Regions from separate parts of the Homo sapiens genome. Here region 2 is linked to region 1. Evidence: chromatin loops called from intact Hi-C (ENCODE). Cell type or tissue: endothelial cell of umbilical vein. All regions are shown on one strand. Links, peaks and the distances in the headings refer to the core of each region. The heading gives the core; the rest is flanking DNA. Region 1 overlaps CHST6 (carbohydrate sulfotransferase 6). Region 2 has its middle 20 kb from the start of MON1B.

What was found. Hi-C counts contacts between places; a loop is a spot of excess contacts. Peaks named below come from ENCODE experiments on the same cell type or tissue, not always from the same donor. Only the 100,000 strongest peaks of a DNase experiment are listed, where the experiment ranks them.
Region 2: a loop joins it to region 1, with 7 times the contacts of the local background. A loop is called at or near these places in 2 of 110 quality-filtered maps.

Annotation. Positions count from the first base shown.
Region 1 is chr16:75,464,450-75,475,346 of GRCh38, forward strand. CHST6 (carbohydrate sulfotransferase 6) reads right to left here. Exons shown (of 3, transcript NM_021615.5): 3 at 7,603-10,897. It overlaps TMEM170A (transmembrane protein 170A), which reads right to left and starts at 240. Exons shown (of 3, transcript NM_145254.3): 1 at 19-240. The coding sequence starts at 151. RefSeq lists a silencer at 1-216 and enhancers at 1-410, 7,200-7,842. In endothelial cell of umbilical vein, for the core only: a CTCF peak has its summit at 7,498 (motif pointing right); a DNase peak (open chromatin) is centred at 7,522.
Region 2 is chr16:77,165,462-77,176,358 of GRCh38, forward strand. No RefSeq gene overlaps it. Among named protein-coding and RNA genes, the nearest start is that of MON1B, 20 kb to the right of the region's middle. In endothelial cell of umbilical vein, for the core only: a CTCF peak has its summit at 4,380 (motif pointing left); no DNase peak of the experiment used is centred there; H3K27me3 peaks cover 242 bases.

The sequences.
Region 1 (10,897 bases), core at 5,979-8,478:
GCGCGGGGCGGGCCGTACCTGGGAAGGAGCAGAGGGAAGTAGAGTTGGGGCACAGGGTCCCGTTGCCCACCCGCGGCACAACCTTCAGGCTCAGGATCTGCTGCAGGAGCCCGGCCGACCCGCCGCTGCCGCCGCTCCCCTCGCGCTCCATCCCGTCGCCATTCACCACAGAGAAATGAGGGACGAGCGCCCGAAGTGCGGTAGCGGCCGGCGCCGACTCACCCTCGCCGCCTCAGCGTCACCTCCAGCCGGGGTCCTCTTCCCCCAATCCCAACGGCGCTGCCAAGTGACCGTTGCCTCCTCCAATCACAAGGCGCCGCAGCGCTCGGGCGCAGGGCCAGGGTTGTTCCCGCCCCCAACGTTGCGCAGGGCTCGCAGAGACACAGCCCCACGGACGCGCCCCCTCCTGGACGGCGCGCTCTGGGACCGCGCGCTCTGCTCTGCCCTTCTCTGCAGCGCCCCCTGTGAGAAAGTAGGGAATTGCATGCGCCCCAACAGAGCCGCGCTATGGAGTTACCAGGGATCTGGAAAAATACAGTGATGGAACGGATATGTAAAGTTCTAGTTATGACTGGACTCCAGCATTTATGAAACCTTCATGAACAGAACAAGAACGTTCTCTATTTAAAGCTGATAGTAGAAAGAGCCCATGCAAAGTCTGGTGTGGGACCAGAATGGGAGGGAGGCTATGTAGCCTCTATAGAGCTCGACTTAGTTTTAAATAAAATAAAATGTACAGAGATTCGGTTCAGAGCAATAAAATTAGATCACACTTTTTTCTTTTTTTTGAGACGGAGTCTCCCTCTGTGACCCAGGCTGGAGTGCGGCCGCGCGATCTCTGCTCACTGCAAGCTCTGCCTCCCGGGTTCACACCATTCTCCTGCCTCAGCCTCCCGAGTAGCTGGGACTACAGGCGCCCGCCACCACGCCCGGCTAATTTTTTGTATTTTTAGTAGAGGCGGGATTTCATCGTGTTAGCCAGGATGGTCTCGATTTCCTGTCCTCGTGGATCACACATTTTTGTCTCACCTCCCTTCAGAAAGCCTGTTAAAATGAAGGCAGAGAAATCGTAAAAAGGAATAAGCTAATGTTCAGTTTGTTTGCACTGCTGTAACAAAGTACCTGAGAGTGGGCAATTTATTAAGAACAGAAATTTATTTTCTCACAGTTCTGGAAGCTGGGAGGTCCAAGATCAAGGTCGCAGCAGGTTCCATGTCTAAGGACGGCCCGTTCCTCACTGATAGCACCGCCCGGGCGTCCTCACACGGTAACAAAGGGAGCCCACTCTCCAAATCCCTTTTATAAGGGTCCTAATCCCATAACGGGGGCTCCACTCTTCTGACTTAATCGTCTCCTAAAGGCCCCTCCTCTCAGTACTATCGCATTCCCACGAAGTTTCAGGACATGAATTTGGGGGAACACGTTCAGACCATAGCAGCCATTAACAATAGTGTTCTGGAAGGGAAGTTACCAAGGATAAGTAATGTCCACAAGGTTCCAGGTGATGAAGAGGCTTGTGACGAATAATAATGTTTTTGTTTGGTTGGTTGGTTTGTTTTGAGACAGAGTCTCACTTTGTTGCCCAGGCTGGAGTGCAGTGGCGAAATCTCAGCTCACCGCAACCTCCGCCTCCCTGGTTCAAGCGATTCTCCTGCCTCAGCCTCCCCAGTAGCTGGGATTCCAGGCGCGTGCCACCAGGCCCAGCTAATTTTTGTATTTTGAGTAGAGATAGGGTTTTGCCATGTTATCCATGTTGGTCTCGTTCCTGACCTCAAGCGATCCACCTGCCTTGGCCTCCCAAAGTGCTGGGATTACAGGCGTGAGCCACTGCACCTGACTGGTAAATTTTTTTTTTTTTTTTTTTTTTTTTTTTTTTTTTTTGAGACGCAGTCTTTTTCTGTCGTCCAGGCTGGAGTGGAGTGGAGTGTAGTGGCGCAATCTCGGCTCACTGCAACCTTCGCCTCCCGGGTTCAAGCAATTCTCCTGCCTCAGCCTCCCAAGTAGCTGGGATTATAGCTCCGTGCCACCATGCCCAGGTAATTTTTGTATTTTTAGCAGAGATGGAATTTCACCATATTGGTCAGGTTTGTCTCAAACTCCTGACGTCAGGTGATCCATCTACCTTGGCCTCCCAAAGTGCTGGGATTACAGGCGTGAGCCACCGTGCCCAGCCTGAAAACTTCTTTAAAAATCATTGAATTGTACAGTTAAAATAAATGAATTTTATGCTACATAAATCATACCTTTTAAAATCTTTTTAAAAAGTGACCAATTCACCGATCTGCCAAGCAAGGTGGCTCATGCCTGTAAACCCAACACTTTTGGGAGGCCAAGGCTGCAGGATTGCTTGAGCCCAGGAGTTTGAGACCAGCCTGGGCAACATAGGTAAACCTTGTCTCTACTAAAAATTCAAAAATTAGTCGGGTGTAGTGGCACACACCTATAGTCCCAGCTAACTCCAGAGGCTGAGGTGGGAGGATCCCTTGAGCCCCAGAGGTCAAGGCTGCAGTGAGCTATCATTGCTCCATTGTACTCCAGCCTGGGCAACAGAAGAAGGCCCTGTCTCAAAAAACAAACACACAAATAAACAAACAAAAAACCCCACAAGAATTTAAAGATGGCTCAGGAATTTAGTAAATAATTAAAGCTGAAACTTTTTGTCATATAAGTTGAAATGGAAAAACCTGTGATTCACAGGTATTTTCTGGCGCAGCTAGACTTCTTGTTGGCATTTCAGATTCTGTAGGATTTTTTTGTGACAGTGGCTGACAGCCTTTTTCCATAATTGTGCTATATCCAATGCTGGCCCTGGAAATAAATGGTGTTGCTCCACCAAATTAATCATAATAAAGAAAGGAAAAGAAAAATAAATAGAACAAGAAGAAAAAGATAGAAATAAGAAATTCTACCAAGCACAGTGGCTCACGCCTGAAATCCCAACACTTTGGGAGGCCAAGGTGGGTGGATCACCAGGTCAGGAGTTGGAGGCCAACCTGGCCAACATGGTGAAGACTGTCTCTACTAAAAATACAAAAATTAGCCGAGCGTGGTGGCGGGTGCCTGTAATCCCAGCTACTCAAGAGGCTGAGGCGGGGGAATCACTTGAACCTGGGAGGAAGAGGTTGCAGTGAGCCGAGATCTTGCCATTGCACTTCAGCCTGGGCAACAAGGGCAAAACTCCATCTCAAAAAAAAAGAAAGAAATAAAAAAGAAATTCCTAAAACAGAGGGAATCTATAGGTCACCTACAAAGAAATGAGAATCAAATGGTTCAGTAGCCAAATGAAGAAGAAGGCTGGATGACAATGTACCAACACCTTCAGTATTTGCAGAGAAAATGATTTTTTTTAAAGCTTTTTTGTTTTTAAATTTTTTTAAGAGACAGGGTCTCACTATGTTGCCCAGGCTGGTCTCAAACTTGTGGGCTCAAGCAATCCTCCCGCCTTGGCCTCCCAAAGTTCTGGGATTACAGATGTAAGCCACTGCACCCGGTCATTAACCTATTTTACACTCAAAAGTATTGTGTGCAAAATACATATTTTCCATTTTTGTTTGTTTGTTTGTTTGTTTGAGACAGAATCTTGCTCAGTCACCCAGGCTGGAGATCAATGGCACGATCTCAGTTCATTGCAACCTCCGCCTCCCAGGTTCAAGCAATTCTCCTGCCTCAGCCTCCTGAGTAGCTGGGATTACAGGTGCCCACCACCATGCTCTGCTAATTTTTGTATTTTTAGTAGAGACAGGGTTTTGCCATCTTGGCCAGGCTGGTCTCGAACCCCTGACTTCGTGATCCACCCACCTCGACCTCCCAAAGTGCTGGGATTACAGGCATAAGCCACCACACCCAACCCATATTTTCCTCTTAATTCAAGAACATTAGCAAGACTGTTTATTAGAATTTTCTCCTGAGCCGGGCGCGGTGGCTCACACCTGTAATTCTGGCACTTTGGGAGGCTGAAGCAGGCAAATTGTCTGAGCTCAGGAGTTCCAGACCAACCTGAGCAACATGGTGAAACCCCATCTCTACTAAAATAGAAAAAATTAACTGGGAATGGTGGTGTGTGACTGTAGTCCCAGTTACTCAGGAGGCTGAGGTAAGAGCATTGCTTGAACCCGGGAGCCACTGCACTCCAGCGTGGGCAACAAAGCCAGACTCCATCTCAAAAAGAAAAAAGGCCGGGCGTGGTGGCTCACACCTGTAATCCCAGCACTTTGGGAGGCAGAGACGGGCGGATCACGAGGTCAGGAGATCGAGACCATCCCTGGCTAACACGGTGAAACCCCGTCTCTACTGAAAATACAAAAAAATTAGCCGGGCGTGGTGGCAGGTGCCTGTAGTCTCAACTACTCGGGAGGCTGAGGCAGGAGAATGGTGTGAACCCAGGAGGTGGAGCTTGCAGTGAGCTGAGATTGCGCCACTGCACTCAATCCTGGGCGACAGAGCGAGACTCCGTCTCAAAAAAAAAAAAAAAAAAAAAAAGAAACAGAAGTCTCTCTTGAAACCTCCGTTTAGGAAGCTTCCTCCTGCCAGTTCCCTACCACTACAATTGGCGTTTTGCATCAACCAAGAAACCTATCTAAAATAAAAATAGGAAGTATAAAAAGGGTCAGGAAATACTGACCTTTTAACCATGCTGTCTTTTTGGTACATTTCCCAGACTAGCAGAGTCTATTAGAAGTGGAAGAAACCGCTGGGCGTGGTGGCTCATGCCTGTAATCCCAGCACTTTGGGAGGCTGCGGCGGGTGGATCACGAGGTCAGGAGTTTGAGACCAACCTGACCAACATGGTGAAACCCCGTCTTTACTAAAAATACAAAAATTAGCCGGGCATGGTGGCATGTGCCTGTAATCCCAGCTACTCAGGAGGCTGAGGCAGGAGAATTGCTTGAACCTGGGAGGTGGAGGTTGCGGTGAGCCGAGATCGCACCATTGCACTCCAACCTGGGCGACAGAGCAAGACTCTGTCTCAAAAAAAAAAAAAAAAAAAGAAAAAGGGCCAGGTGTGGTAGGTCACACCTGTAATCCCAGCACTTTGGGAGGCCGAGGCAGGCAGATCACGAGGTCAGGAGTTCCAGAACAGCCTGACCAACATGGTGAAACCCCATCTCTACTAAAAATACAAAAATTAGCCGGGCCTGGTGGCATGCGCCTGTAATCCCAGCTACTTGGGAGGCTGAGACAGGAGAATTACTTGAACCCGGGAGGCAGAGGTTGCAGGAGCCGAGATCGTGCCATTGCACTCCAGTCTGGGCAACAAAATGAGACTCTGTCTCAAAAAAAAAAAAAAAAAAAAAAAATCAGCTGGGCGTGGTGGTGGGCGCCTGTAATCCCAGCTACCGGAGAGGCTGAGGCAGGAGAATGGCGTGAACCCGGGAGGTGGAGCTTGCAGTGAGCAGAGATCGCGCCACTGCACTCCAGCCTGGGCAACAGAGCGAGACTCCGTCTCAAAAAAAAAAAAAAAAAAAAGTGGAAGAAATCAATTATTGTAGGGTTACATAATCAATTATGTATTACATTAGGAAACATTATTTTGAATTTAGAATTCGATCTTTAGTTCATTTATGAATTGACAGGTTAAAAAAAGACATTTAGCCTTGCAGGACTCAGAAAATGGAGGTTTCCTGGGCCCTGTCTAAGGAAGCCAAGGAGGCGGTCCAGCACACCAGACCCCCTGGCCCCTTGCTGCTCTTTCAACAAGCCAGATGCCTCCCCTCCTTAGGGCTTTTGTGTTAGCTCTTTCCTGCTCCCAGACAGGCTACCCATGATTGCCCTTAACATACTCCCTCACCTCCTGTAAGACTTTCCTCAAATGTCGCTTTCTCACTGAGACCTACCCTGATCACCCCATTAAAAATTACAACTCACACCTCTACACACATATATTCCTCATCCCCCGATCCTTCTCTACTTTAATCCTTGGCACTTTCTAATATGCTAAATAATGTAGCCATTTATTAAGCTTATTCATCAGCTATCTCCCCACCATCAGAATGCAAGTTCCTGAAGGGCAGGGTTGTTGTTGTTGTTGTTTGAGAGAGTCACACTCTATCGCCCAGGCTGGAGTGCAGTGGCGCGATCTCAGCTCACTGCAACCTCCGCCTCCCAGGTTTAAGCGATTCTCCTGCCTCAGCCTCCTGATTAGCTGGGATTACAAGCGTGCACCACCACCACCACGCCTGGCTAATTTTTGTATTTTTAGTAGAGATGGGGTTTCACCATGTTGGCCAGGCTGGTCTCGAACTCCTGACCTCATGATCTGCCTGCCTCGGCCTCCCAAAGTGCTGGGATTACAGGCGTGAGCCACTGCGCCTGGCTGGTTTTTGTTTTGTTTTGTTTTGTTTTGTTTGTTTTTGAGATGGAGTCTCGCTCTGTCGCCCAGGTTGGAGTCCTTTGGCGCCATCTCGGCTCAATTCAACCTCCGCCTCCCGGGTTCAAGCAATTCTCCTGCCTCAGCCTCCTGAGTAGCTGGGACTACAGGTGCATGCCACGATGCCCAGCTAATTTTTATATTTTTAGTAGAGACTGGGTTTCACCATATGGGTCAGGCTGGTCTTGAACTCCTGACCTCAGGTGATCCACCTGCCTCGGCCTCACTAAGGGCTGAGATTAGAGGTGTGAACCACTGCACCCAGCCTAGGGCAGGGGTTTTTGCTTTTTGTCTGTTTTTGGTCCTGCTGTATCTCCAGCTCCTATAATAGCCCAGTGCCTGGTTGGTGCTCAACCCATAATGTGTGTTGAATGAATGAGTGGAGTTCTTGAGGACTGGGAGCAGAATAACACAAGACTTGCAGGACAGGCCAGGTTTTCTGGTCTTACTCCCAAAGGAGAAAATGCTCGATTGGCTGGAATGAATTGCCATCTTGGAAAAATGGATAGTAGGCCAATCCTTTCCATTTCATCAAGACTTTAGCTCTGGTTCTTTCGTTTTTTGTTTGTTTGAGACAGAGTCTCGCTCTATTACCCAGGCTGGAGTGCAGTGGGGCGATCTTGGCTCACTGCAACCTCTACCTCCTGGGTTCAAGCAATTCTCATGCCTCAGCCTCCCAAGTAGCTGGAATTTCAGGCACATACCACCACGCTTGGCTACGTTTTTGTATTTTTTTTAGTAGGGACAGGGTTTCGCCAAGTTGCCCAGGCTGGTCTCGAACTCCTGAGCTCACGCAATCTGCCCACCTTGGCCTCCCAAATTGCTAGCATTACAGCTGCACCCAGCCTAGCTCTGGTTCTTAAGGAACATGGTCTGAATAGAGTCATTCACAGAATAAGGATTTGCACTGTGAGAGGATATTTAAATTGTAAGAGAATCTGCTGGGGGCAGGTGGTGCTTAAATCTAAATCCATTAACTTGTGAAGGTAGTCGGGATAACCCACTGGACCTCAGCATAGGGGTCACTCGACCTAAAGAAATTGCTCGCCTGATCCACTGGTGTGGAGTGGGCCTGTGGGTGAGGGACAGATTCCAGCCCATGGTGGTTTCAGTGTGTGATGAGTGAGATCATTCAGTAGAGGGCGCTGGGAGAACTGATGACTCGCACCGATCAGGAATATTGCATGCAATTTAGATCCAAGCGTAAAACACTAGACTACTAAAGTACTGGAAGCAAGCGTGAAGACCATTTTTATCACTGTAGCAGGACAAAGTCGTTTCAACAAGACATAAAATCCACTGGCCATAAGGAAAGGATTCACATTCAACAATATGATAAACTAGGTGAAACTTTTTGAAATTTGATTGTGATGAGGTGGTGATTTGATTTCACAGGTATATACAAATGTTTAATCAAACTTTACACTTTATGTGCAGATGTTGTATATCAATTATAGCTCAATGAAGCTTCTTTTTTTTTAAGAAGCCTGAGGGGAAAATGCCATAAAGTAAGTTAACAAAACAACAACAACAAAAAACAGATGACAAGCTAGGAGAAACCATTTGCACAACAAAAATAACAAAGCATATTCAAAAGAGGCTGTGGTAAGTCAACAGCAACATGGGCACAGCCTTGAACAATGAAAAAGGAATACAGTTGAGTCATAAGCATGAAAAGATGTTCAGCTGCCCCAGGAATTAAAGAAGTGCAGACTGAAACATCAAGTAACATTTTTCACCCATCAGGTAGGCAAAAATTAAAACCATTGATTTAACCCTGTAGAGGTGATGGGGCAGTTGTGGCAGTGGTGGGGCGCAGTCTGTAGGAGTGGGTGACAAAGGCACATCAAAGACAAAGCTAGGGGACACAGGGTCTGTGGTGGCCATGAGGAGTTGATACAGTGTTGATGTGGATAATATATCTTCTTGATGCAAAATAACAAAAATAAGGCCCACCATTGATTCCCCAACAGCCTCTTGATAGGTGGGTTCTCTGACCTATTCCAGGCAACACTGTTTCTATGCACCCATCAGCCCATCTAGTGCTTTGATTGCCCCTTCTGAGCTCCCACAGCCAGAGCAGAGGCAGCAAGCGTGCCTGCCCCTAATTGTGGGTGACTGCTGGGCCTAGACACTTCTAGCTGCATCACAGGGCCTACAGGTAAGGGGAGACACTAATTACAGCCCTACCAGCAGGGAGGGAGCCTGGACCCTGGTGGAAATTGGAAGCTGCAGGTGCCAGGAGCCCTCCGTTCTCAAGTGTATCGGTTAGGCAATGCTACGTAACAAACCACCACAACACTCAAATGACTGAAACACAATAAGCACTTTTATTGCTCCTAAAGTCTTCGACTTGGCCGCAGTGCTGGGCTCAGCTGGCCTCGCTCATATGTCTTTATAGCTACTCTTCTCAAGTGGTGGACTCAGTTTCCCCACCTCTGAATCTGGGTGAGCCCTGGGACTCCCTTTGGCCAGTAGAAGGTAGCCGAAGTGGCTGCGTGCGGATCAGCTGGAGCTGGCTGGTCTAGGATGGCCTGGTTTGGGACCCCTGAACTCTCCTTCTCATGGTCTCTGCTTGTCCAGCAGGCTGGCCTGGGCTTTCTCCCGGGCAGAGGCGGAGGTCCGAAGCAAAGGAGCAGCACGCAGGTTCTCTTCAGGTGGAGGAAAGCAGAGGCGTCAGCTCAGACTATGCCTTTTTCACATAAAAAATGATTTTCAGCTGAAGGCAATTAAGAAGCAGAAAGTGCAGGAAAAGTTCAGGTTTCCCTCCCCTTTTCTGCCTAAAGGCACGATATAAACTCTCCATCACTGGACACAACCCTTGACTCAGAGGTGGTACCAGAGGCTGCTGCAGACAAATCCTGTTGCATCAGCTTCCTCTCGGATATTTACCATCCCATAGTTTACCACCTTTGGAAGCCTAAAACTGTTGTCCTTGGTCATCCTATCTCTACAAATTTATTGTATTTTTTAAAAATGCTGTGTAAGACAGTGTTCCAAGCCATCACTTTGTTACTTTTCATTGAGGCTTATCCTGAGTGATGTTGGCTGCCTGTGTTAACAAACTGTTTTTCGCCAGGTACAGTGGCTCATGCCTGTAATCCTAGCACATTGGGAGGCCAAGGCAGGTGGATCACCTGAGGTCAGGAGTTCCAGCCCAGCCTGATCGACATGGTGAAACCCCATCTCTACTAAAAATACAAAAAAAATTAGCCGGGCGTGGTGGTGTACATCTGTAATCCCAGCTACTCGGGAGGCTGAGGCAGGAGAATCGCTTGAAACTGGGAGGCGGAGGTTGCAGTGAGCCAAGATGGCGCCACTGCACTCCAGCCTGGGGGACAAGAGCAAGACTCTGCCTCAAAAAAACAGAAACAAAAACATTGTTTTTCTTTGTGAATCTGTCTTTTCATTAAAAAGTCTCTCTTAATCTGTTTTGTTTTGCTATAACAATACCACAGATGGGGTCATTTATTTAGAGATAGGTGTCTTGCTCTGTCACTCAGGCTGGAGTGCACTGGCATGATCATGGTTCAATGTAGCCTCAACCTCCCAGGGTCAAGCAGTCCTCCCAACTCAGCCTCCCAAGTAGCTAGGACTACAGGTGCACGACACCATGCCCTGCTAATTTTTTTTTAACTTTGTAGAGATGGGGTCTCACTATGTTGCCCAGGCTGGTCTTGAGTGCCTGGTCTCAAGTGATCCTCCTGCCTCAGCCTTGCAAAGTATTGGGATTACAGGCGTGAGCCACTGAACCCAGCAAGGGTCATATATAATAAATAGAAGTGTATTGGCTTACAGTTCTGGAGGCTGGGAAGCCCAAGATCAAGGAGCCAGCATCTAGCGAGAGCCTTCTTGCTGTGTCCTAGCATGATGGAAGGCATCATATGGCAGAAGGGCAAAGTGAGGGCGAGAGAAAGACAAAGAATGAACTCCTTCATTTAAAAGGCACCACTCTCAGGATAACCAACTCACTCCTGAAATAATGGTGGTTTTTTTTAAGACAGACTCTCGCTTTGTTGCCCAGGCTGGAGTACAGTGGTGCGATCTCAGCTCACTGCAATCTCTGCCTCCTGGGTTCAAGCGATTCTCCTGTCTCAGCCTCCCAAGTAGCTGGCCTTACAGGCATGTGCCACCACACCTGGCTAATTTTTGTATTTTAACTAGAAATGGTGTTTTACCTTGTTGGCCAGGCTGGTCTCAAACTCCTGACCTCAAGTAATCCGCACACCTCAACCTCCCAAAATGCTGGGATTACAGACATGAGCTACCATGCCTGCGCCCAGAAATAATGTTCTCTACCCATTCACAAGGGCATAACCCGCACGGCGTAATTTACTTTCCATCAAGCCTCACCTCACAACACTGGGGATCAAGGTTCCAACTTTGGGAGACACAATCAAATCACAGCAGAGCCCCAGCTGAAAACCTAAGACAGGTGGAGGTAAAGTTTTGCTTCCAAGGCCTATGCTTCAAACTGGCTCACAGGAAGTTGCACTACACTTGTCTACAGGACAAAGCAAGTCACAGGAC
Region 2 (10,897 bases), core at 2,997-5,496, 1.7 Mb after region 1:
GCTTACCGCAAACTCTGTCTCCCGGGTTCAAGCGATTCGCCTGCCTCAGCCTCCCGAGTAGCTGGGACTACAGGTGCACACCGCAACACCCAGCTAATCTTTTGTATTTTTAGTAGAGATGGGGTTTTACCGTGTTAGCCAGGATGGCCTCGATCTTCTGACCTCGTGATCTGCCTGCCTCAGACTCCCAAAGTGCTGGGAATACAAGCGTGAGCCACTGTGCCCAGCCTACATATAACTTTTACAATGAAGAGAGAGAAAAAAATCATCATGTATTCCTTTGGAATTTTCCAGAGTCTCAGTTACCGTTTGTATTAGGGTTCTCTAGAGGGACAGAGCTAATAGGATATATATATATATATATGAAAGGGAGTTGATTAAGGAGAATTGACTCACACGATCACAAGGTGAAGTCCCACGATAGGCCATCTGCAAGCTGAGGAGCAAGGAAGCCAGCAGTGGCTCAGTCCAAGTCCCAAAACCTCAAAAGTAGGAAAGTCAACAGAGCAGCCTTCAGTCTGTGGCTGAAGGCCTGAAAACCCCTTGCAAACCACTGGTGTAAGTCCAAGGATCTAAAAGCTGCAGAACTTGGCATCTGATGTTCCAGGGCAGGAAGCATCCAGCACTGGAGAAAGATGACAGCTGGAAGACTCAGCAAGTCAGCTTCTTCCACCTTCTTCTGCCCAGTTTTTCTAGCCCCACTGGGAGCTGATTGGATGGTGCCCACCTACGTAGAGAGTGGGTCTTCCTGAGGGTGGGCCTTCCTCTCCCAGTCCACTGACTCAAATGTTAATCTCTTCTGGCAACACCCAGGTGCACCTAGAAACAATACTTTAAATCCTTGAATCCAGTCAAGTTGACACTTAATATTAATGAATCACACCATTGCACATAGTGTCTTTTGTGTTTCATTAAAAGACAGAGTAAGGGGCCAGGCGTGGTGGCTCACACCTGTAATCCCTTTGCTTTGGGAGGCCAAGGCGGGTGGATCACAAGGTCAGGAGATTGAGATCATCCTGACTAACATGGTGAAACCCCGTCTCTACTAAAAATACAAAAAAAATTAGCCAGGCGTGGTGGCACGCACCTGTAGTCCCAGCTGCTTGGGAGGCTGAGGCAGGAGAATTGCTTGAACCCAGGAGGCAGAGGTTGCAGTGAGCCGAGATGGCGCCACTGCACTCCAGCCTGGGCAACAGAGTGAGACTCTGCCTCAAAAATAATAATAATAGTAATAATAATAAAATAAAAGACAGAGTTAGGAAACCACATAGCTCTCAGGATAGCCTCTCAATTGGATGGGATCCTGTGTCTTCTTTATCAAGGATATAAGATAATCAATGACAGCAATATTGGATAGGGATACACAGTGCAGGTCTTGTAAATCTTATGGTAAGTCCACACATTTCCTAAAAGTCCAGTGAAATTCAATAAAACCAAAATTATCTGGAAAAGAATTGTTTCCTTTCAGAGTGACTATTTTCTGGACTGCAATGCGATGGTTTCCTGGCTCTTTCATTGCATCTATTTCAGAGCAGTCTATTTCTGCTCGTGTTTTGTATCCTCTATTTCTATTTTATGGTGATACTCTCCCTTAACCCTCTAAGGATACTAATTATACTAAAAGTCTTATTCTGATTGTTCTACCAACATTTGCCTCATTATAAACTCCGTTCTTACTCAGTTTGTAGATTCTCTTTTTAGAATTAGTACTAAAGTATTCTAGTGATTCTTAATAGTGAACTCATCTTTCAAGGATAGCTCCTTCGACTTTCCTCTTCCTGCCCCAGCTTCTGTAGACACCTGAAGGAAGCAAAGCGTAGAAGTAACTTACGGACGTATGCCCTGCACAGTTTCCAGTGACAATGGAGCAGGCTATTAGGTAGAGGCTGTTTCAGGTGACTTTTCCTCTCAGCATGGCCGTTTCTGATTCTCCAAGGTATTGTTGGCCACCTGGGCCATTGAACTGTCTCTACCTCCAGTATTGTTCTGACTTAAACACAGACACAATGGAGGGGAGGAGGGGAGGGATGCACAAGGACCATCTACTCTGATTGCTCCTGTGTATGTAGTCCCTAAAATTCCCCCCATCAGATGGCTCCAGCTTCCCTAATTTCTAGGTTTAGAGTGTGGATGATACCCGTATTTTGTAGTTGAGCTCCCGTTAATATTCCTGAACGCATTTTGCTTTGCTATCACCACTTCAATATGATCCTTTCTGATTTCAGACTTTTAGGGATCGCATACAATTTTCTGGTCCTCCAATGTAGCTACAGATTGACTTATTAGGTTTCACACATATTTCTAATCATCTCTAAGGAGTGGAACAGGGAAAGACAAAGAAGGGGCTCCTGCTTGAGTGCAGTCTACCAAGTACTTCTTGGCTTGAGTCTTTGGTGCTTACAGAGAGAGAGAGAGAGAGAGAGGCAGAAGGGAGAAAGGGAGGGAAGGAGGGAAGGGGAGAGGCAGAATGACAAATTTTAGAGAAAAGTGTGTGTTGTATAATCTTGGAGGGGAATAAGGAAAGGTAAAAAAATACAAAGGCTTGAATCAAATAATAGAATAAATGATCTTCATCAGTTGCATTTTCTCTGCCTCTGAACCTTTTCTGGGGGAGAGGGACAATAAAGAAAAATATTTCCTGAAACAGCAAAATGTGTATTATACTTATGCCCCATGGTACTATATCTTATTTGTCCCAATTCTATGATAAAATTGAAAATTCAAATCTGTTTCTAAAAGAAGCACTGATCACTACTCTGGAATATCAAGCACAGAATACCTATAGTCATGTAGCCAGACGTACCATTTAAAATCACTCAGCAGAAAATTCCAAAAGTTAAATAAGTCTAGCCCCAGTCATCTCTCAGTATAATCGAAAAATAACCTTTTTGGATGGCTGTTGGAAGGGAAGAACATGGAAGGTCTGCAGTTCAATGGAAAGAAAACTGAGGTTGTCTTGTAGTGGAGACCAATGGCAGATAACGTGCTCTGAAAAAGGTGTAAGCCAAATAATCTCCATCATTTTGGTTTCATGGGGAATAAATGAAGATGACTATCTGGATCTCAGTTTTGGCTCCTCTGGTAGCTGGCTTTGTGACCTTGGGTAGGAGGTTTAACCTGTCTATCAGTTCCATCAGTTATAAAAATAGGCATAATTATATTTCCCTCATGGATTGCTATAAAGATTGAGCCAGGTAGTGTCTGTAAATAAGCTAGCTCAATCCCTGACATAATATGAGCTTAATGAATATTATATTTTTTCCTCTTAGTCTGAGTATATCTATTACTTCTGTTGGAAAAGAGTCTTGATTTTAACTACAAATATTGTTGCAGCCAACTGTGAGTTGAGACAGGAGCTTAGAAGAGGGCTCCCATTAGGCTTCTCAGTTTCCCTAAAAATGTCAAATATGGAATTTTAATTTTCCAAGACTCAGAAGTAAGGAGTTGTTCTTACCTCACAGGACTGTGTAAGTAGAAAATTAAACTATGTAAAACACCTTGCACTGTATAGCATTGAACGCATACTGTATGTGGGTGTGGCCCATTGAAGAAATTATTGCCAGCCACAAAGTTATGAACATATTCTCCTAAATCCTGTCTAGCATCGCGATTGTTTTCTCTCTCACAGTGAGAAACCCATCTGGAAAATCCATTTACAACCCATCTGGAATTGATTTTTGTTTATGGTATGGGAAAGGGAGTTTATAATAATTAATGATATTTATAAGACAAAACCAGCAAAATACTCAAGACCACCTAATTGTTCAGTAGACTCTTTTTGATTCATGAGACACTCACGACCTTGTCCCTCCAAAATTACCAGGTTGCCACAGCACTCTGTCTTCCTTCCTTCCTCCTGCCTATGTCAAATTCTCTTTCCCACTCTTCAAGCTTCCTATATAAGCAGACACATCCAGCCAGCAAAAGAGATTGCCTATCTGTCCTTCTGAAGCACTCATCCATCATAAAAGATGGTCCTGGAAAATCTCTAAAAGGTTGAAGTATGGGCTTTTCACAGTGGGAAGAGCCACATCACACCCTGATCCTTCTTTCTAATCTTCTGTTCATATAGGCTTGGCAGGAAATAAGAATTGGATGATGATTGAGGCAGCACAGAGAACTTGGAGACTTCTCTAGGGGTCTAGGGTTTGACCCTAGTCGTTTGGTCTCTGATACCTGCTTCTGGGTTCCGTTTATCAATTACCAGGACACCAGACAAGTGTCACAGGTCAACCTCCCATCATGCTTGGGTGGGCATACAAGGAAGAAAGGGCAGTAAAAACACGTAGCTGAGGCCAAATATATATGGTGACCACTTGTCAGTTTCACCAGCAGATTTACCTGCTCACAGGCTTAGAGAAAGGAGGAGTGCTAGCGCCCCCTGCAGTACAGAATCAAGAATCCCTAGTACCCAGGAGAGCATCAGTGATTCAGACTGAGGGCACATCGGGTAGGAGGCTCTCAGCACCCCTAAAAATTGCAAAACTAAAAAACTTCTCGCAGCTGAGAAGCTGGAGATAATGTTCATTTAAAAAAAACTGAGTAATCTCTGTTGTCAAAGAGCTATGTGACACCTGAAAAAATAGTATGCCAATATTTGGGGAGGAAAAAAAATAAAGCAAAACAGGAATTAAAAGAAAAAGAACACTTCTATCTCAAAAGACACAGCTTTTCCCAATTTTGAAAATGTGAATTACAGCCAACGTATTAAGTCCCTTGAAATTAGCAGGTTATAAAGAGCTGATACAGCCTTATCTAAAGAAAGCAAGAACAGCCCCATTACAACAGAAAAACAAAACAAAAAACTTCTAAATCATGCATGGCCTGAGATAAAGAAAAATTAAGGTCTTTGCATAACATTGCCCCAGAACTAAGCCTAGCAATATATTTTCCTGAGGAACCTGGAATGGGGGCCAAGTCAGATTTTCTTGTGTGGCAGAATACCTAATGGGAATTTTTAGAGCTGTGGATGGCTGGGAATTTTTAGAGCTGTGGATGGCCAGGAATTTTACTAAGAAGCAGGAAAAGTTGTGGGCAAAGAAACAAGAATAATGATGCATGGAGAGAAGTATAGGCAGGGGTTGGGTGTCAGAGAAAAAGAGTTTTCAGAATCTTTCTTTCCAGTTTCTGCTTCCATTTTTCCTGGAGTTCAGCCATTTTCCATCATGCCCGCCATGACTTAACTTTAACTGATTTCATAGCCACTTTTTCAACGAGATGACTGGGATTGGTTTCTCCTACTTTCAACCAAGAATCCTGACCACCATAGTGGGTTTTAGGAGATGGGCCAGTGAGTGGGGAGGCTGTTCTCTGGGCACAGGACCCTGACACAGACATCCCAGCACTGACAAAGCTCATTCCTCCCCAGGGATGCTGAGCTGCTGCAGGAAGCTCTTGAACATCAAGTTATGCCAGCAGAAAAAGACATCAGATTGGAAGAATGTGGGTGATGTTTTGCCTGTGGAGGGGGTGGAGGATAGCCTTGGATCCCTTGAAGCCCCTAGGACATGGGTTTAGCCACCCCATGGCACTACAGAGGGTCACGTGATCTGGAGCTAGCAGGATAGTGCTGGTTTAGAATATTCTGCTGACATCGTCCTAGCTATCGTCACAGTGTTTCCTTAAGCATTAATTTATGGTCACAGTTACTGTAACACAGCTAAAATTTTTTACCATATCTACTCTTTCTAATGGTCTAATAATGAGAAGGTTTTTAGCACACGTGTCACAGGGTCAAGAGAGCAATTACTTTTCATCTGAATTCATAAAACCCTTATTATACTAACACAAAGCACCATATTTTTAATTCCATGTAGTATAAATAAATAAAAAGAAAATAGCCACGAGCATTTTTCTAACCATATGACCTTGAGCAAGTTACGTGAACTCTGTGGAGATCTGTGTACTTTTCTGTAAAACAGATTTACTGAGCATTGCATCATATAATTATTGTGATGATTAAATAAATTTATTCTATAAAGTGCTTAGCACAGTGCCTGGCACATGGTAAAGTGCTGAGTAAATATCAGCTCTTTTTATTACTGGAAGTACCTGGCTTTCCCCATTGACTTGATTTCAGAGGCAGATGAATTCTCCCTTATCCAAAATTATTTCATACACCACTCTGGCCACCAGAGATTCATTCACACTTTGAGTTGTCAAATAATTTCTATTGTTATGCAGAAAATCCTAGTAGAAACCATAAAATGCTACTTAATAGTCATTCAAGCTTTTTATAAAATAGTTTTCAAAGTAAATTGTTTCCTTTATGGGTTTTAATGACGAGAAGGATGAGATTAACCACAGGACTCTGGAGAGAGGTACAGATTTGGGGGATTTACATGGGGGTGGACTGATATCACAATGATCCCTAATTTTCTATATTCACCAGGCAGATGAGCTGGTCTCAGAAATACTCAAGTCTCAAAATCTTTGGAACATATGCTTCCATATCAGGTACATGGGTTTTTTCTGCCATCTAGTGGCCACCTTTGATAAAGACAGTCATCTTTATGTGAGCAAAGGTTTCCCACCTAGAGCACTACATAGGAAACTCCCAGGCTCCCAGGCATCTTTTTCAGTTTACACTTTTCAGGGAGTTCCCCTAAAATTGCCTCTGAAATTGGAATAAAAGCAAAGGTCCTAGTCCTCAGGGAGGCACAAAGCTAGGATAAGTTGTTAGAATAGCACTAGCTGAGCCACTGATTCTCTGGGTGGCTGCCAGCTAAGTCTCTTTTCCTTCCCCAACCTGTTTTCTCATCTATAAGATAAATCACACTGGCGGGTCCCTGTTAGCTCTAATACTCTGGTGTTCTGAGTCCCTCCAATTTTAAATCTTTATTTGGACAAGCATGTCTATACTTGCCTCATTAATTAAAGTAAATCGAGGAGAAATTATAACATCTAGACAACGAAGTTGCTATTCCCTAGGACAACTCAGCGATAAGGTAGTTGAGTATCATGTTTCTGACATCATCTTCCTCTTGGGGAAGGTTTTCCTTTTCAATTTCCTTGTAGAGACTGTATGAATCATGGCTTCATTTATCCTAAAGTCCATAAGTAAAATGCAGATTATCAATGAGCAAGTTGTTTATTTCAAATATGTAGATACTCCTTGACAAATTCTCAAAAGGTTTTATCGCACTGATAATGGACAGTAATCTATTTGATGGGGTTTATTTAAATCGCAATTTTCTATTCTCCGTGCCACAGAAATGGCTTAAGTCCTCCCAAGCTTTTATTCGAAGGACTGACATATTCTCATTAGCATCCCACCTGCTTCTAAAATCTCTTTCCTTTCATCGTTATTCCATCCAAAAATCAGGAGAGAATAATCTTTTTCATTCTTCTTTTTAATTGACAAATAAAAATTATATATATTGATGGTGTCCAACATGCTGTTTTGATATATGTATAGATATTGTGAAATGGCTAAATCAAGCTAATTAAATATGCATTACCTTCACATACTTAACATTTCTTTTTTTTTTTTTTTTTGCAATACAAACACTTAAAATCTACTCTCTTAGCAATTTTCAAGTTTGCCATACTTCTACCCAAAGATTCCACTGGCTTCCTGCCACCATCCTTCAGTCTAAAACTGTATCATGCTGTTCCTGGCATTCTTTGATCAGGGCCTATGAGAGAAATTTATTTCCTGCTTCCTGGGCATTCAGATTCCCAGCAGCTGCAACAACCTGAACTTCCTTTGGACAATTACTCCTTATGATGACTTGAGTGATCTTGGCCTCACTTTCAAGCCCAGGGTGAACCTTCATTGCCTTGGCCCATTCTAAATGAATCATTTCCTGGCCATAGTGATTGGTTCTGGCATGGACACATATCTAACCAGAGTCAATGAGATTTCCACTGAGACTTCTGAGAAATAGATTCTCTCCCATCCCTTCTGGACTTAAAGCAAGACATATGTAGCCACAGAAGCAGCTAGAGCCCTCTTGAGACCTGGAGGGAGAAACTGCTAGAAAATGGAGTATACATCAAGGAAGAAGAGGAAGGAATGAAGAAAGAAACTGAATCTTGGCCACATCATTGGAGCCCTGGATCAACCCTCACCTGAAGATTGCCCTCACCTTCTTTTCAACTCACCAATGAAGTGTTTTCATTGTTTAAGGCAGTTCAAGTTGGGTTTTCTGCAATTTAAAATAATAATAATACTAATAAAATCTATAGCTCATGTGGGTTCCAAGCAACCTTTCCATGTGTTTCACCTTAGTTTTCATAGATGCTTTTCTTCCAGTTTTGCCAAACTAATGGAGAATACTCAGGCAGAAGAGACAGTGTGGTTTACTCTAAGAACTCATCCAAGTTCTGAGAGTACTGAGTTGATCATTAATAATTGGACCTAGGTATGTGGGAGAAGGCAGAGACAAGGGTGACCCCAAGGTGAGGGACATAAGTCACTGTGGGACTAACTTCTGGTAACATTAAGAGAAGAAACAAGTTTGGGAAAAGGAGATGAGTTTCCATTTGGAACAACTTGAATTTAAGTAGACTTATCCTTTTGAGCTGCAAACGTTGACCTGTCTGCATCCTCCAGAAAACTGGAAGTTTGTTAAGGGCAGGGACTGTGGGCTCTAAATCTTCAATCATCTCCCACAGGACCCCAATAAATATGTATTCTAATAATAAGAAAATAAAATCAATGAAATATAAGTTACCCAAAAATAATTAGAGAACAGTGAAGTCCCAGTCTCCTCTTTGGGCCTGATGATTACGTCTGTCAAATGTTCAGAAAAATTCTGAGATGCCTGCTGGAGAGAACGAGTTCTGTCAGTAGAGGAGGCAGCATTGAAGCTGTACTTGTAATATTTATTTGGAAGGAGAGGAGTACCCCATCCCGGAGGAAGGGCTTGAGCAAAGGCACTCCTGCTCCCTATCTGACTGGGGAATACCACTTGTAGGGTACAGAATCATACCATTATTTCAGAAAACTGAGGAGAGAGCTGGAGTAATACTACCAGTAAGAGATCCCACTTCACCTGACAATGACCCATCAGAGTGGTCAGAGAATCAGAGGCTACACAGAAGGGACTGTGCTTGGAGAAATAGGTCACAGATAATTAAACAAAAGAAGAATTTTTGTTTGTTTGTCTTTGAGACGGAGTTTTGCTCTTACGCCCAGGCTGGAGTGCAGTGGCCAGCGATCTCAGCTCACTGCAAACTCTGCCTGCTGGTTTCAAGCAATTCTCCTTCCTCAGCCTCCCGAGTAGCTGCGATTACAGGAGTCCACCACCACGCCCAGGTAATTTTCATATTTTTAGTAGAGACGGGGTTTCACCATGTTGGCCAGGCTGGTCTCGAACTCTTGACCTCCTGATCCACCGACTTGGCCTCCCAAAGTGCTGGGATTACAGGCGTGAGCCACCACACCCGACCAAAGAGGACTCTCTTTAATAATGCCCGTTTTTGTAGGAGTAAGATGGAATCTCATTGTGGTTTTAATTTGCATTTCCCTGATGATTAGTGATATTGAGCATTTTTTATATGATTTTTGGCCATTTGTATGTCTTCTTGAGAAATGTCTATGGTGGGAACGTAAATTAGTCCAACGTCTATGGAAAACAGTATGGAGATTACTTAAATAACTAAAAGTAGGTCTACCATCCAATCCAGAAATCCCACTACCCAAAGGAAAAGAAGCCATATAAAAAAAAGACACATGCACTCATATGTTTATTGTAGCACAATCCACAGCTGCAAAGATGTGGAACCAACCTAAGTGCCCATTGGCCCATGAGTGGATAAAGAAAATATGGCATATATACATCATAGAATACTACTCAGCCCTAAAAAGGAATGAAATAATGTCTTTTCCAGCAACTCGAATGGAGCTGGAGGCCATTATTCTAAGTGAAGAAACTCAGGAATGGAAAATCAAATACCATATGTTCTCACTTATAAGTGGGAGCTAAGCTATGAAGATGCAAAGGCATGCAGAGTGATTTAATGGACTTTGGAGACTCGGAAGAAGGTGGGAGAGGGATGTAGGATAAAAAACTACATAGTAGATAGAACAAGCACTACTCGGATGATGGGTGCACTAAAATCTCAGAACTCGCCACTGTATAATTCATCCACTTAACCAAAAACCATTTGGGGGCCAAAAGCTATCGAAATAAGATATATGTGATATCATATATATATGTTAAAATATTTTTTAAAAAGAAGATTCTAAACAGCAACTTTCTACCTCCTTCAGCTGACTCAGGAGACCATTAAGTGTGTCTCTATTGAAATCCAAAGAAGGAGAAATGAGGCAGATAGTGCTGATGCTATGGGCTTCTTTTTTCTGATTACATACAAGATGGAGTGAAGGAAGAAGTGACTTTGACCCATTCCGATAAACAAATCCAGAAGTCAATTGCATTGGTTTGTTGTCTTAATGATAAAGGAATTTTCCAGGGGGAAAGTTATAAGGAAAATATCTATTTAAAGAGGAAAAGTCTAACACCCATAATTGTTTCAAATTTAAGAAAAAAAAATCTTCAAAAGGAAAGCATTACTTCTAAGCTACGCGTTCCATATGCATTTTAAAAAGAAAATATGGGACAACCTAAAGCAGCTTTCTGTCAGCTATTGGAAATTTGCATGAGAATGATCAAAAAGGCCCTCTTCCCTCTCTCTGAGATGTATAAAGTCGTATCAGTCTCTTCTCAAAAGGCTTTCTGAGTAGGCAGTTACTCCTCTATCAAAACTGTTTACACTTGCAGGCAATATAACTCTCATGGCTGGTTTTATGAATTTCTTAGCCGTCTGAAAGGAAGTAGTTTGAAACATTAGAAAACCTATTCAAATCTTATTTTGCTGGCAGCAGGTAACTTGGAAATGGTTTTGTGCTCCTTCTTCTTTCCTAATTCTTTGAAGAGTGATGATACTG